Regions from separate parts of the Homo sapiens genome. Here region 2 is linked to region 1. The links are chromatin contacts, found by Hi-C in ENCODE. All regions are on one chromosome and are shown on one strand. The core of a region is the stretch at or near the end of the contact, and the rest is flanking DNA. Distances in the headings are between cores, read along the strand shown. Region 1 holds the start of EHBP1-AS1 (EHBP1 antisense RNA 1). Region 2 holds the start of MEIS1 (Meis homeobox 1).

The links. Hi-C counts contacts between places; a loop is a spot of excess contacts on that map. Pooled maps may share reads with other maps.
Region 2: a loop to region 1 is called in a map of naive thymus-derived CD4-positive, alpha-beta T cell, with 19 times the contacts of the local background. The contact joins the promoter of MEIS1 here to the promoter of EHBP1-AS1 in region 1. A Hi-C loop is called at or near these places in 1 of 168 maps with a recorded cell type or tissue (naive thymus-derived CD4-positive, alpha-beta T cell), 8 of 37 single-sample maps with no recorded cell type and 11 of 50 pooled maps.

The regions. Positions count from the first base shown.
Region 1 is chr2:63,044,336-63,050,634 of GRCh38, forward strand. It overlaps EHBP1-AS1 (EHBP1 antisense RNA 1), which reads right to left and starts at 4,186. Exons shown (of 4, transcript NR_033389.1): 1 at 4,054-4,186; 2 at 2,147-2,315; 3 at 1,702-1,806; 4 at 1-1,108. It overlaps EHBP1 (EH domain binding protein 1), which reads left to right. Exons shown (of 23, transcript NM_001142616.3): 22 at 731-845; 23 at 1,075-2,152. The coding sequence ends at 1,165. It also overlaps a transcript of OTX1 not described here. RefSeq lists enhancers at 1-408, 3,498-4,246, 4,225-5,633, 4,247-4,996, 4,997-5,744 and 1 more and a silencer at 5,861-6,299.
Region 2 is chr2:66,431,017-66,437,312 of GRCh38, forward strand. It overlaps MEIS1 (Meis homeobox 1), which reads left to right and starts at 4,109. Exons shown (of 13, transcript NM_002398.3): 1 at 4,109-4,852. The coding sequence starts at 4,841. MEIS1-AS3 (MEIS1 antisense RNA 3) reads right to left here and starts at 2,454. Exons shown (of 4, transcript NR_046438.2): 1 at 2,275-2,454; 2 at 915-994; 3 at 804-822. RefSeq lists enhancers at 2,283-2,635, 3,505-4,381, 3,969-4,068, a silencer at 3,161-3,260 and a promoter at 3,867-4,407.

The DNA of each region.
Region 1 (6,299 bases), core at 2,936-5,435:
GGTTTCAGAAAGAAATATGTAATTTTTCCTTTGCAAAAGTGCTTTGATTTGAAACCACCCAGCAAACGTCTCCAAAAGAAAACTGGCTGTGATGCGATCGAGAGCTGCAGTGTAATATTGCAGAGCAAATTTATTTTTTACTTCAAAGAAAAATGCTAATTAGCCGATTCACTACTTTTAAAGTTATTGTGAAGCATATGGCGCCCAGTGTGAGATACATCCAACTGCTAAAATAGAGCGAAGAGGAAATTAGCGAAGAATGGGCTGTTTGGGGTGAGAGTGGGGGTGGGGGAGGAGGATAGGTTCTCAGGCAGATTCTCTAGCCTTTTCAGAATGATTTTATCGCCCATCACTGTTTCCCGCCTCCTCATTTACCCACTTCCCCCACTACCAACCCCTGGGCCAACCTCTTCTGGGCCTCTAGCTCCCCTCCCCCACTTTGGCTGGATTCAGGTGCGCACCTCAGGCTAGCCACCAGTTCACACCTGGTTCTAAGCAGGTTCCAACACTGCTGCAGCCATCTCCATTCACAGGACCTGTTTAGGAAGTAGACTTTTAGCGAGGAAGCCTTCACCACAACAGCCAAACTCCCCAGAAAACACTAGCTAGTGGCTCTATAATGTGGTTTGCTGAGAAATATAAGGAAACTGGAAAAGGCGGGAAGGGGAGGGCGGGGGGCCGGGTGTTCGGAGGCCCTGCCGGTGGGTAACTAGCCTCCCGTCTTCTGCAGACTGGCAGAAGACCGAGGCCCAGAAGCGACGCGAACAGCTTCTGCTAGATGAGCTGGTGGCCCTGGTGAACAAGCGCGATGCGCTCGTCAGGGACCTGGACGCGCAGGAGAAGCAGTGAGTGGGCAGTGGGGTCGGGTCGAGGCTGGGCCACCTGCCGAGGGGCCGAGAAGTGTGCGGAAAGTTCAATCCAGAGGTCGCGGGAGGGCCGGGGCAGCCTCCCACTGGCCTGGTGCTCCCCATTCCCGCTGGGGATCCAAATACTGGGCGACGGGGGAGTGCTGCTCTGCCCTCCACGAAGAAAAATAATTTTGTTTCCTGTTTGTCCTGTTTGTCTGACATCCAGGGCCGAAGAAGAAGATGAGCATTTGGAGCGAACTCTGGAGCAAAACAAAGGCAAGATGGCCAAGAAAGAGGAGAAATGTGTTCTTCAGTAGCCATCAGATCAGAAAGAATCTCTCCCAACATTTTAGAGTCTTGCTTCCCAAACCAGAAAAAGTCAGACTCATTGTTGATTTAAAACTTTTAACATTTTGTTTGGCTGGATTGTACTACTTTACCTCTACTTTACCACCACCACCCTTTTCCTCCCTCCTTTCCAAATAATATACAGAACTCCAAAATAGCTTCATTTAAGGATTTTTTTGTGAGTTAACAATTTCCTTGAAATCCTGTGAAATAGATTTGCACAGACACCTTGTGAGTGATTGGTATTGGAGGTGTTCAAGAAACTGTTCGAAAAAGAACAAAAACACTTCCCTCGTTATTTTCTCTCATTTTTTGATGAGAGGAAAATTTGAAACATTATTCTTGTTGTTGTTGGTAATAGCATAATGACAGTGGGAGGGGTACAAGGGGATAAGAAAAATGTCATGATTTTTTTCCGGTCCTGCCACATGTAACACTTACTCTGTTACCTAAATTTTATAGTTAGATCATATCCAATCTACTTATTAAACTGTGTTCTATTTACCAGTGGAGTTTTTCTGCAGTGGTTGCGTTTCACTGTAAGGATAATGGAGTTCCTCTCCTCTGCTTTCCTCAGAGGATGGTCCTTTAACATAGCCAGAAACAAGCCCTGTGGTTTGAAGGTGAGCTGTGAGGATGGGACTAATTGATATGCACCAGTTTACAAAGACAGTCTTATCATCCGAGAATACACCATCTTTTTCTCTGGATAATTATTTCTTACATCATGCTTGATTCCTACATTTTGTTGGGTCTCAACATTGGCTCACGAATGCTGTTAATATTTATTCTGTATTGATAAAAAGTCTGTCTTGCCACTACAAGTAAATCCCCCATTTAATATTTTCTTCTTTAGCATAGCACTGTCATTTTTTGTGAAAATGGTTATGTTTATTTATTACAATACTGAGTCATATATAAATTTTCAATAAAAGCAGAAACTTTCTTACCTTAAACACGGCTGCTACTTTCTTGCAATGAAAACTTGACATTGGCTTGAATGGAAGTTTGTCTATCCGTAAGACTTTTCATGTGGAAAATGGTCCTCTGGAACTTAGGGCAGGATACTGGGCTGCATTTGAAGCTGAATAAGTTTACACCATCCCAGAGGGGGCCCTACTGACACACGAATGCGAATTGAAAAGTAATTAGTCATATTCTTAAGCAGTATAAACTATCATGTCTTTTGTAAAGGGTCATCTCTGCTAAAGATTTGAGGAAATTTGTGATTCCACACCAATGAAAAACCAATATTTATATCTTGAATTTTCCACGTCATTACTTTGAATTGTTAGAGTTTTGAAGTCGTATTAGGGAGAGTCGTGTCTTCTGATAACCGGCAAGTCTGTAGGTACTGAAGTGAAAGGAAGAGGGTTATTGTTGGGGGGCGGGGAGAATGTATGCAGGTATGTGTGTATGAAATGAGGGAAAGAGAACTTTTAACAAGAAGTTCTAGGCTACAGAAAAAAAAAAAAAGCGATTCTATGCTAGTTTCCTTCATTCCCCCACAGGGGTGTCCAAACAAAGAAAGCTTGTTCAACAAGTCCAGAAACTTAGAGAAAAAAGTCCACTAGCATTTATACTTCAGCGTAGATCGTATGTATGTGCACACAAACAAATTTCGTTCCAAGTATGCAGCCACCTCCAGTTGCCAGTCTTTCAAAATGATAAAAACTTGCTACGGTAGAATTCCTTCATGATGAGCATTTCTTTTAAGTTATTGAAAAGTTATTTTAAGTAAATGAAGTCGGTATTTGCCCTCTTTATTCGAGCACGAGAGCAGAGAGAGAGCTGCTGCTCTCTGGGGAACGCTCTCAGAATCCCGTTCTAACCCCGGGAAAACTCAGCAGACAGAAATCGCCCGCCCCAAGCAGCCTGGGGCCTGGGCGGCCAACAGCACCCACCCAGTTTACGCTTGATTCGAGGAACCTTCACTCCCGAGGGGCCTCGCCGAAAAGCAGCTCCTTCGCTCCCGAAGCCGCTCCCAATCGGCCAACTGACAACCCTTCCCTCGCCCCAGATTTGCTAGGATGGTCTGGGACCGCCGGGCGGCCCCTCTACCTGCCCCTTCAGCTTTAGTCCCGAGCCTCTCGGGGTTTCAATTTGGGCTGCTCGGTGGCGCCCGAACGCCCCTCAGCGGCGGTGGAGCGTGGACTCCGGCGCCTGGCGGGGTAAGGCCCGCGGCAAGGGCGCTGCATCCGGACATCGCTGCGTGGTGCCCAGACGCTGGCTCCCGAGAACGGGCACGAGCCCAGCACGCCGGAGGACCCGGAACTCGAAAGCCCGCGCTGCGGGAAAAGAGACTATCGGTCCGAGGGTCGCAGAGGAGCAGGGGCGTTGGCAGCGGGCTTGCTTGGGCACAGTCTGCGGGCCGGAGCAGAACTTCCGCCCCTGGTCAGATCCCTCGGCCTCAGATCCAAAGCCCTCCCCTTGTCCCAAGTGTCCTCCAGAGCCTGGCCGGGCCTGGAGGTCACCTGGATGCTGGATCCTTGTCTCCACACCCAGCTCCCTCGCCCCTTCCCGGCTCGAGGGCCTTGAGCTGGACGGCTTCACCTCCTCCAGTGGTGTCCCCACTTCCCCTTCCCGCACCGCGGCCGATGCTGGAACGGTCATGGCTTCTGGCCCAGCATCTCCCACCTGGACATTTGCCTAGCGACGGCCGCCTCAATCCTCTGCGCTGCTTTCAAGAAACTTTCATCCCAGTCTCTCTCCCTCTCCACTCTCCTCCCTCTCCCCCTCTCCTCTTTCTTTTCTTAATCCTGGGGTTTTATGGGCTGAGCGTTAAGAAAATTCGCCTGCAATTTGGGATTAGATAAATACTCTAATTAGGAAAAAAAAAATCCGTGCTACTTGATACCTCCCAACTTCCCCGAGAATGGTGGCAGCATCTGGAACCGAGAGCGCCGGCCTCCCGCGAGGCGTACCCCGGGGACCGCGCTGGCACATTCCAGAGCGCACTGCCGTCCCACCTCGCTGCGCCGGACCCAGGTCAGGTGCTGAGGCTGCAGGCGAAACAGGGCCTGGTGGAGGGAGGAATGAGTTAAGGTGGAGGAATGGGGCAAGGTCACGCGCCCCGGCACTGGAGGGCCAACCCCGGCACACAGCGGACTGGCCGGGACTAGGGCAGCGCCGGGCTATGGACGCGGACGCCGGCGAAGCGCACCCCGGGACGTCCGCATATTCTTTCCCCCAAAACTAGTGCGCTCCAGCCGGCGCCTTTCCTCGGAACCTAAGGAAGGGGTATATTTCGTTGCTTTCTTTAAACCTCAGCACGATCACAGTGGCTCCGAGCCGCGGGCGGCTGACCGCGGGCCTCGCGGGCTACTCCTGGTAGGGGCCTGCGCGAGCCTAAGGTGTGTCCCCGCCTGGGTTAGCGCTGCGCTCTGCACTGTTTCTTTTCCTCTTAAAGCTTCTTTCTCACTCACTCTCTCCCTCCTTCTCTCTCTCATTTTTTCCCCATTTCTCTCGTTCTTTTATTCAGCTTTCTCTCTTTCTCTCCCTTTTGTGAATGGGCCGCGGTGTCTTTGTTCTGTAGAGAAGCGCCCGTGTCGCTGACTTTTGTGAACCAGAGAAGGATCTTGTAAAACCTCCTTTTCTCCTTCGTACGCCCCCACTCCCACCCCTCCTCCCCTGCCTCTTTGATTAGATGTTCCCTCATCGTCAAAAAAAAAATGTAATTTCGTTGGTCTGGCGGCCACTTTCTTTGAACATTAGCTCGCTTTCAGCTCCAACTTCAATTAGAAGGAGTTGATTTTGAGAGATCAACAAAAGAACCGACCAAAGCCTTATTAAAGGTCCTAAGAAGATCTCCCGGGTCCTTTGAGAAGCAGTTAAGGAAACAGTGTGCCCTCCATCATATTCTGTTACCGTATTTTATTCGGACTCCAAAGGAAAGTGTCGCTTGGGGGAGGGGGAAGCACTTTGATGAGCGGCGGCCGCGGCCCCTTTTCACTCAGCGGGCTCCCCCTTCGTTCTCCTCCTCCTCACCCAGCGCCCGGTCCGCTCTCGGCGCCCGACCCCGCAGCCCGGGCAGCGCGAGTGCTCCCCACTGCGATGCGCCTGGAGGCTCCTTGACTTGCCCTCACACTTAATCCTGTGCAAACTTTTTACCCCGCCTGTCGGGGTGGGGGAGTGGGGGAGATTAGAAACAAGGGGTAGAAATTCCTCGAAAGGGAATAAAGTGCCTAATTTTCAGGAGGAGGTGCCATTTAAAAGATTCGCCTAGCTTAGAGTTGGAACGAAAACTCTTTTTTGCACTTTTAAAAGTCCACCCAGGTAGACGTGTTTGGGAAGTTTTTTCGGGTGGGAAATGGGCTTCGCCCGTACGAACAATCCGGGGAAATCGCCTCAAGGAGGATCCTTACGCAGCATGTGGAAAAAAGTTGAGGGCAGGGGTCTGTGGCCACATTTTCCATCAAAAAGTCCCTGTTAGAGGCAGTCTAAGAAAGAGAGAGAAAGAGCGAAAAAGAAACTTTCCTATCAAAATGTTTCAATTAAGAAGTAGGGTGTACGTGTGAGGGGAAGAGGACGCTGGGCTCCAACGTTTCAGTAGAAGCGCTTAAGACTTGCAAACACCCTTGGTGGGGACCTGGAACCCCGGGAGATGCCGACGAGCAAGCAGGTAAGTGGCGGCGCCCTCCCAGTGGGTGCTCTTCCCAGGCGCGAGAGTCCGGAGGGGCCGAGGAGAGATCTGCACGCCCGGAGCTGCTCCCGCGCTCTGCAAAGTAGCCTGCGCCGGCACGAGCAGCCCGCGGCGTCGGTCTCAGGTGGCGGCGCCGGGGAAGAAAACGCTGGGGCCCGCGGCGCCGGGAGAGGGGCCGAGGCCCGGGCTCCTCCAGCCCGCCGCCCCCGGGTCCTGGCGCCCACACCCGAGCGGCTGAGCCCTGTAGCGCGCGGGAGAGCGAAGGAACCGGTTCTCCAGCACCTCGCCTCCTCCCTGCCACTCCCTCCGGAGCGCCGAGAGCGCGAGAAGGGCGGGGGCGCCCAGGGCAGGCCTGGAGACCCACGGCCCCCTCCGCGGCCAGGACTCGGGCTCTCCGCTCGCCTTCCTCGCCTAGCTCTGCGCCGCTTTTGCCAGCCGAGTCCCGGAGTTAGCGCGCGACC
Region 2 (6,296 bases), core at 2,859-5,358, 3.4 Mb after region 1:
TGAAATGCCTCCATACAGGAGGGTGTAAACAATAGAGACCAAGGGCCCAGTCTGCCTCCTTTTGTCACCGTTCTCTATCTCTGGAAAGATGCTCTGAGATAAGAAGGATGAGAAGAGAACGGAAGGCCTGAATCGCAAGAGCTAGGGCCAAGTGCCAGAAGTTTTCACCAGGCCAAGTTTTTGCAAAATAAAAGTGCTATTGCCTTAAAAAAGCAAGTATCTGAAATAAGTTAGGAATAGGGGCTGTCAAAAAATGGGCATAAATATTGACAGTAGTTTACTAAGATACCTAGACCTGTCCCTTCATTTGTTTCCTTTTAATAGATGATTAATTGCTGCCCTGCTAAAGGAGTTTTTTTTTTTTTTATGGCTACTATATTGCAACTCTAGACATCCTCTGTGCAATTTCTCTCAGCAAGCCCCAACTGTAATAACTGTTTGCTAATTGTAAAATCCTTATCCAGAATGAGGTTTGGGCAAACAATTTGTACTACTGTAATTACATTGTAAAAGTGTTTAGTCCCTTGATTGTTCAGAATTAATTGTATAAAGGCCTAGAAGTTATATTAGGTTCACAGTTTAAAATGGAAAGACTGTGGGGGGGGGGAGGGGCACTTTTCAAAACTACTGAGTTGATTTTAAGTCCGCAAACTCAAACTATCTCATTCTTTAAGGAAAATTTGTGTGTAGGTAATTTAAAGTACATTTTTAAGGTAATCTGGCACATCATGGTTAAAGCATGCAGTCGTCTAGTCTTCCTCCTGCTTTGAAGATTTTGGTTATGTTTGCAAAGGGTGACTTACCTGAACCTTCTTTTCTCATCTGTGCTAGAAAACAAAAGAAAAAGATTACCGGAAAGCAACAATACAAAATAAATCCTGTTGTCAAATATATATATATATATATATACTGACCTTTTCCAAATTTGAAAACGTGGCCGCAGAGTTGTGGTAAATCCAAGCCCCGTTACCTCTTTGCCGAAGAACCCCTGAGGCTGTTAAAGACCACAGTCCTCTAAGCGTATTTCGCAATAAATTTCTCTCAGTTAAATTATACTTACACAATTTCCCTCGCAGTTCATTTAAGGATCATAAACGTAGGTGTGCCCTGTCGGTGTTTGGTTTGACCCCCACCTCCCACCCACGCATCTCCCTCCTACCCCCGAGTCGCGCAGATGCCTGGCGGGCCTGATGCGGGGACGATGATCACACCCCCGCGAGCAGCCATCGGAAGGCGCTCAGGTATACCCCGAAGTCGGCTGGGGTTCCGGGAAGGGGTCGCAGACTGCCGGCCCAGCTTAGTCCTTTCCCTAATCGGAAAAGGAGCGTGCTGCCTGGCCCAGCCAGCGCAGCCTCCCAAGGATTAAACAGAAATCGCCTTCCTGAGACGGGGAGGTTCCATCTTGGCCTGAAATTCTGCTTCCAAGTTCATGTTGTGGGGCCGGGGAGCGACGGTGAGGCGTGGGGTGGGGGGGTGGGGGGATGGGGGGAGGCCGGGAAGTGTAGGCAGAGGCATAAAGGCGCTGGTAATGCACCTGGCTGCCCACCCACTCCGTCCCCAGCTTTTACTCGCGGGCCTGTCTTAACCTCCCAAGTGATGTTTCAGGGCGTTTGTACCAGAAAACCTACACATGTATGTGATGGAAAAAAACTAAAAGATCCTGAAACTTAAGCGTCAGAAAAAAGACAGGGAGAAACAGAGAGAAAAAGGAGAGAGGAAGCAAATGATAAGGGATCCTGGAGATGGTTTAAACACACACACACACACACACACACACACACACACACACACACACACACACACACGAGGGAGAGCTCTTTCAAGGCAAAGCGCTTCTGAAGGTTTTGGGAGAACGTGTGTCAGCCCTTCAGGCACACAGGGTGCCAGTACGGAGTTGGGGGCGGGGAAGGGTGCAGTGCAGGCGGCTGGGAAGGCTCATCTGCTCGGCTTTATGGAAACGCTCCACTGTTGGGGGCAACCAACCCCGCGTTGACTCCTGCGAAGTGCTAAAGGAAGCGATAGATGTCGCCTAAGGAGACTACGGACGCTCGGTGGAACCTCATTCCAGACCTATGTTCTCATGCTCGCCCTGTGTCTCCTGCTCCTCGGAAGCCCACTCTATAGAATCTTCAGTCCTACCTCGCAGACGGACGCAAATTATCTTTTACTTTGCGCTTAAGAGTTGGCTTCAATACATTTTAGAGCTCCTAACCTTTCCCAAACAATCTTCGGATGAAGGGATACCCCCAATCTTGCTCAAAACTCTTTCCCTACCTACACCCCCTTGAGGGTGAGGGTTCAGTCCGCAGCTGGCGAGTGGGACGTGGGTGGGGGCGATGGAGGCGCGGGCGGGCTGCTTGGAGGGAGTCAGCCTTTTGGCCACCTTCAGGGCGGGAATAGGGACTGGCAGTTCGCATTCCCCGCAGATCGAAGCTCCCTGCTGATCGATTATTTGATAATTGATTTTCCCCGCAGCCAATGCGCGGCGGCCTGGGCGGGGGCGCCTCCTGATTGGCCGAGCACTCCTCCACGGCTGCCTACCGAGATTTGGGTGAGCTCATTTTCCAGTCGACCGCAGGGGGAGTTTTCTGCGAGGTTTCAGCTGGAGGGAGGGGGAAAAATCCTCTCGGAGCCGAGCGAGCTGCGAGCCCTGCTTGTGGATGTGAGGTTTCCAGCCACTGGTAGAGCTGCTGCGGCTGAGCCATCTCGGCAGATCAGAGCCCAGCGGACAGAAATATAAATACGAAAATAACGCCACTAAATATAATCACAAGGGAGAAGCTTAGAGCGGGAGAATAAAGAGAAGGGGTGAGGGGGAATTAAAGCCCAGGCAATAGGTGTTAAAGTTAAAAACAAAACAAAACAAAAAACAGTGGTTGGTTGGAGCCTCCGAGTTGTAGGTACAGGCAGCTTTTGTCTGAAATCTCAGCTTCCGAAGCGGATTTCTTTTTCTCTGGCACTGGGAGGTTTCGCCGAGCCGGGTTGGGGACGGGAAAGAGGAGCGCGGGGAAGGATGTCTGGGGTGGTGAGGGCAGGGCTTCGCTGGAGAAAGAGCTAGTGGGGCGCGAGGTTCTTACAGGCCCGGGAGAGGTCGAGGCTGGAGCCCCTCGGCGCCTCTAAGACAAAGGCAGCGGTGGCTGCAGCCGGAGCCTAGCACTCCGGCAGCGTCGCGCCGCGCCGCGCCGCGCCCTGGGCGCACGGCCGCCTCACCCCGAGCGGGTCGGAGAAAGAGCCTCCCTCCCAGCGGCTCCCCGGCCCCGGCTCCGCCCGCGAGGTCTGGGCTGCTGCGAGCCCGCGCCGGGTTTCGCTTTCCGACGATCATAAATAGCTTGGTGTTTGTAAACAGGCGCTGGGGGCACATTCCCCGCGCTCAGCTCATTGTTCCCTCCCTTCCTCTCTACTTCGCGCAGGACGCCTGGGCTGGGGCTGGGAGCCGCCGGGGCTAGGAGGTGGGGGAGTCCAGACCCGAAGTGACAAAATGCTAGCATTTTCTTTCCCCCGGCCGGGCGTCCACCTCTAACAGCAAAGAAACCTCTAAGCTGGGTCTGCAGAAAGCCCGAGCCACCTCAACCCCATGTTCTCAGGACTCCTTAGCAGAGGCTTTCCCAACCTGGCTTCTCCCTCCTTTTCCTCCACGATCCCGCTTTGACTTTTCTCCTTGCAGTGTTTAGTTCTGAGAATTCAGTACTTTGCGCATCACCCCCTGCCCCGAAAAACACTGGCAGACCCCAATAATTTCGAGGAAAGTCATGAAGTCTATGCGCGGAGCCCTGTGCAAAATAACTCCCGCTGCTGCCTGCCCGGCGTTGATTCCCAATTTATTTCAAGAGAGTCGGCTTTGGGGAGAGAGTCTGCAGGGGGAGGGAGAGAAAAGAATACTGAAAATAAAGCTGGCGGCCGCGGGCTACTGCCTGCGTTTGTGTGCGTGTGCCCTGGGTGTGTGGTGTTTGTGCCTGGGCGTGCGATTTAATGGAGCGCCTCTCTGCCTCTCCAGTGCGGCCAGAGCTCGCTTCGCGCACCCACCCCTGCCGAGGAGCCTACTTGCTGCAGCCCAATGCATTGTGTAAGACGCGACCTGTTATGGCCACCACTACTTCCGGGTTCTAGCATTCTGGTCGGAATCCACCTCTCCGCCTGTGCAACACACACTTTACACACGCACGGGGACTGCAAGCGGGCAGCATCGATCGTGGCTCCTTTAAGACAAACTCAGACAGACATTTTTTTTAACCCTCCTTCTCTAATCTCCTTCCAGTGCAGCACTTGCAAAGAGGGAGAGAGAGGGAGAGAAAGAAAGAGAGAGAGAGAAGAGAGAAACTGATTAGGAATTAGGACTGATTCAAGGGAAGCGAGCGCTAGGGCTTTGTGCATTTGAATATTAACATTTGAGGTGTTCTGACCAGAAGAAGACAGAGCGGATGATCATTCATTCACCACGTTGACAACCTCGCCTGTGATTGACAGCTGGAGTGGCAGAAAGCCATGAGATTTGGTAGTTGGGTCTGAGGGGCGCTCTTTTTTTTCCTTTTCTTTCTTTCTTTCTTTTTTTTTTTTTAAACTGATTTTTGGGGGAGAGAAGATCTGCTTTTTTTTGCCCCCGCTGCTGTCTTGGAAACGGAGCGCTTTTATGCTCAGTGACTCGGGCGCTTTGCTTCAGGTCCCGTAGACCGAAGATCTGGGACCAGTAGCTCACGTTGCTGGAGACGTTAAGGGATTTTTCGTCGTGCTTTTTTTTTTTTTTTTTTTTTTTTCCGGGGGAGTTTGAATATTTGTTTCTTTTCACACTGGCCTTAAAGAGGATATATTAGAAGTTGAAGTAGGAAGGGAGCCAGAGAGGCCGATGGCGCAAAGGGTACGTATTAAAAAACAATTGTGGAACTCAAATGTGAGATTAAATTGAAACGTGGCCGAAAGACACTGCTAAAAAGTTTCCTTTTTTTCTCTCTCTCTTTTAAAAAATGAGGCTCCTAAAGCCGTGGCCTAAGCGAGAGGATTTATTCAATGCATTTGTAGACTTATGTATGTTACTTGGAGTTGTTAATTAAAGGAATCTATTTATCTATAGATTCCTAACCAGCAGCTATATAAATAAAAATGCAAGCTCAAACAATCATCTGGGTTTTTTTTTAAAAAAGCTAGATACCTAAAGCTGTAATTTGAACATTCAGAGATCAGAAGTTTAAAGTTATGTTTAAACTAAAATATGCAGCTGGAAACTTCTGATATGTTATTGATTATGCTCATCTTTAATATCACTAGAAGTATTCAGCTTTTTAAAGGAAATAACTTTGTCATAGTATAGCCAATTTTTTGGTCAGAAAACATTCATCTTTTTATAGTAATTTCAATTTGTATAGACTTGTATACAAGGCAATATTTTGCAAGTTTCTCTTAGATAAGCCCTCTACTAATTGAATACTAAGCACACAGTTACTCACTTTAAAAATGCAATACTAATTTCCCCATATTCCTTTTTCAATGGAAATGCAGTGAGAGTAAAGTGAGACAATGACAACCCAACTGAGGTAGTTTCTTAAAAGAAAGGGGGTCTACAAAAAGCCTTCCTTGCATAATTTGTGTCCTGGCCCTCAAAGCCCTGTTTGCAAAAGAAAGTTACTAGGCTGACACAGTTTTCTTTACTCCTTTGGTTCAGGCAAATGTCAGCGTTCTTCCAAACTCTTTTCACACCTCTGGCTTTAAGGAGATGAAAGTGGCAATTCCTCCTTTCTTTGAAAATCATTTCACTCTCAGCGCCTCCAAATCTTGGGAAAATAACTGCCTGGAATGAACCAATTAGAAAAACCTAAATAGCTAAATTTCACACACACAAAATAATGACAATCAATATGAAAGTAGTTTTTTTTTTTTTTTTCTGGAAGAGGAAGATGGAAAGTTGTGCATTTGCTTTTGAATTTGCTTTAAACCTGGTGAGTAACATTTGCCTCCTTGACTTCTAGTCTGGAAACAAAGTTCATAAGAGTAAATAAGAAAATAGAATATTAGCTGCTTCAACTATAGATTTTCTTTAACTTTGGGGGTGGGGAATTGCCCAATTCTAAATTCAGCTCTGATGTTCAGGAAAAGCTACCCTCCTTTGAGTTTCACTTATAAGGGGTCAGTTAGTTTTGTATAATTTAGCAGAGTTTGTCTTGGAAAGCAAAAGAAATGCAGTGTCTTGTAGGACTGCCTAACCTCACGCTGGCAGGGAAATAAAATGAGAAGCCTGTCTAAATTCACGTGCTTTGCGTAGCTGTTCCCATCGTAACTTTTTTTTTTTTTTTTAATTCCCCCTGATG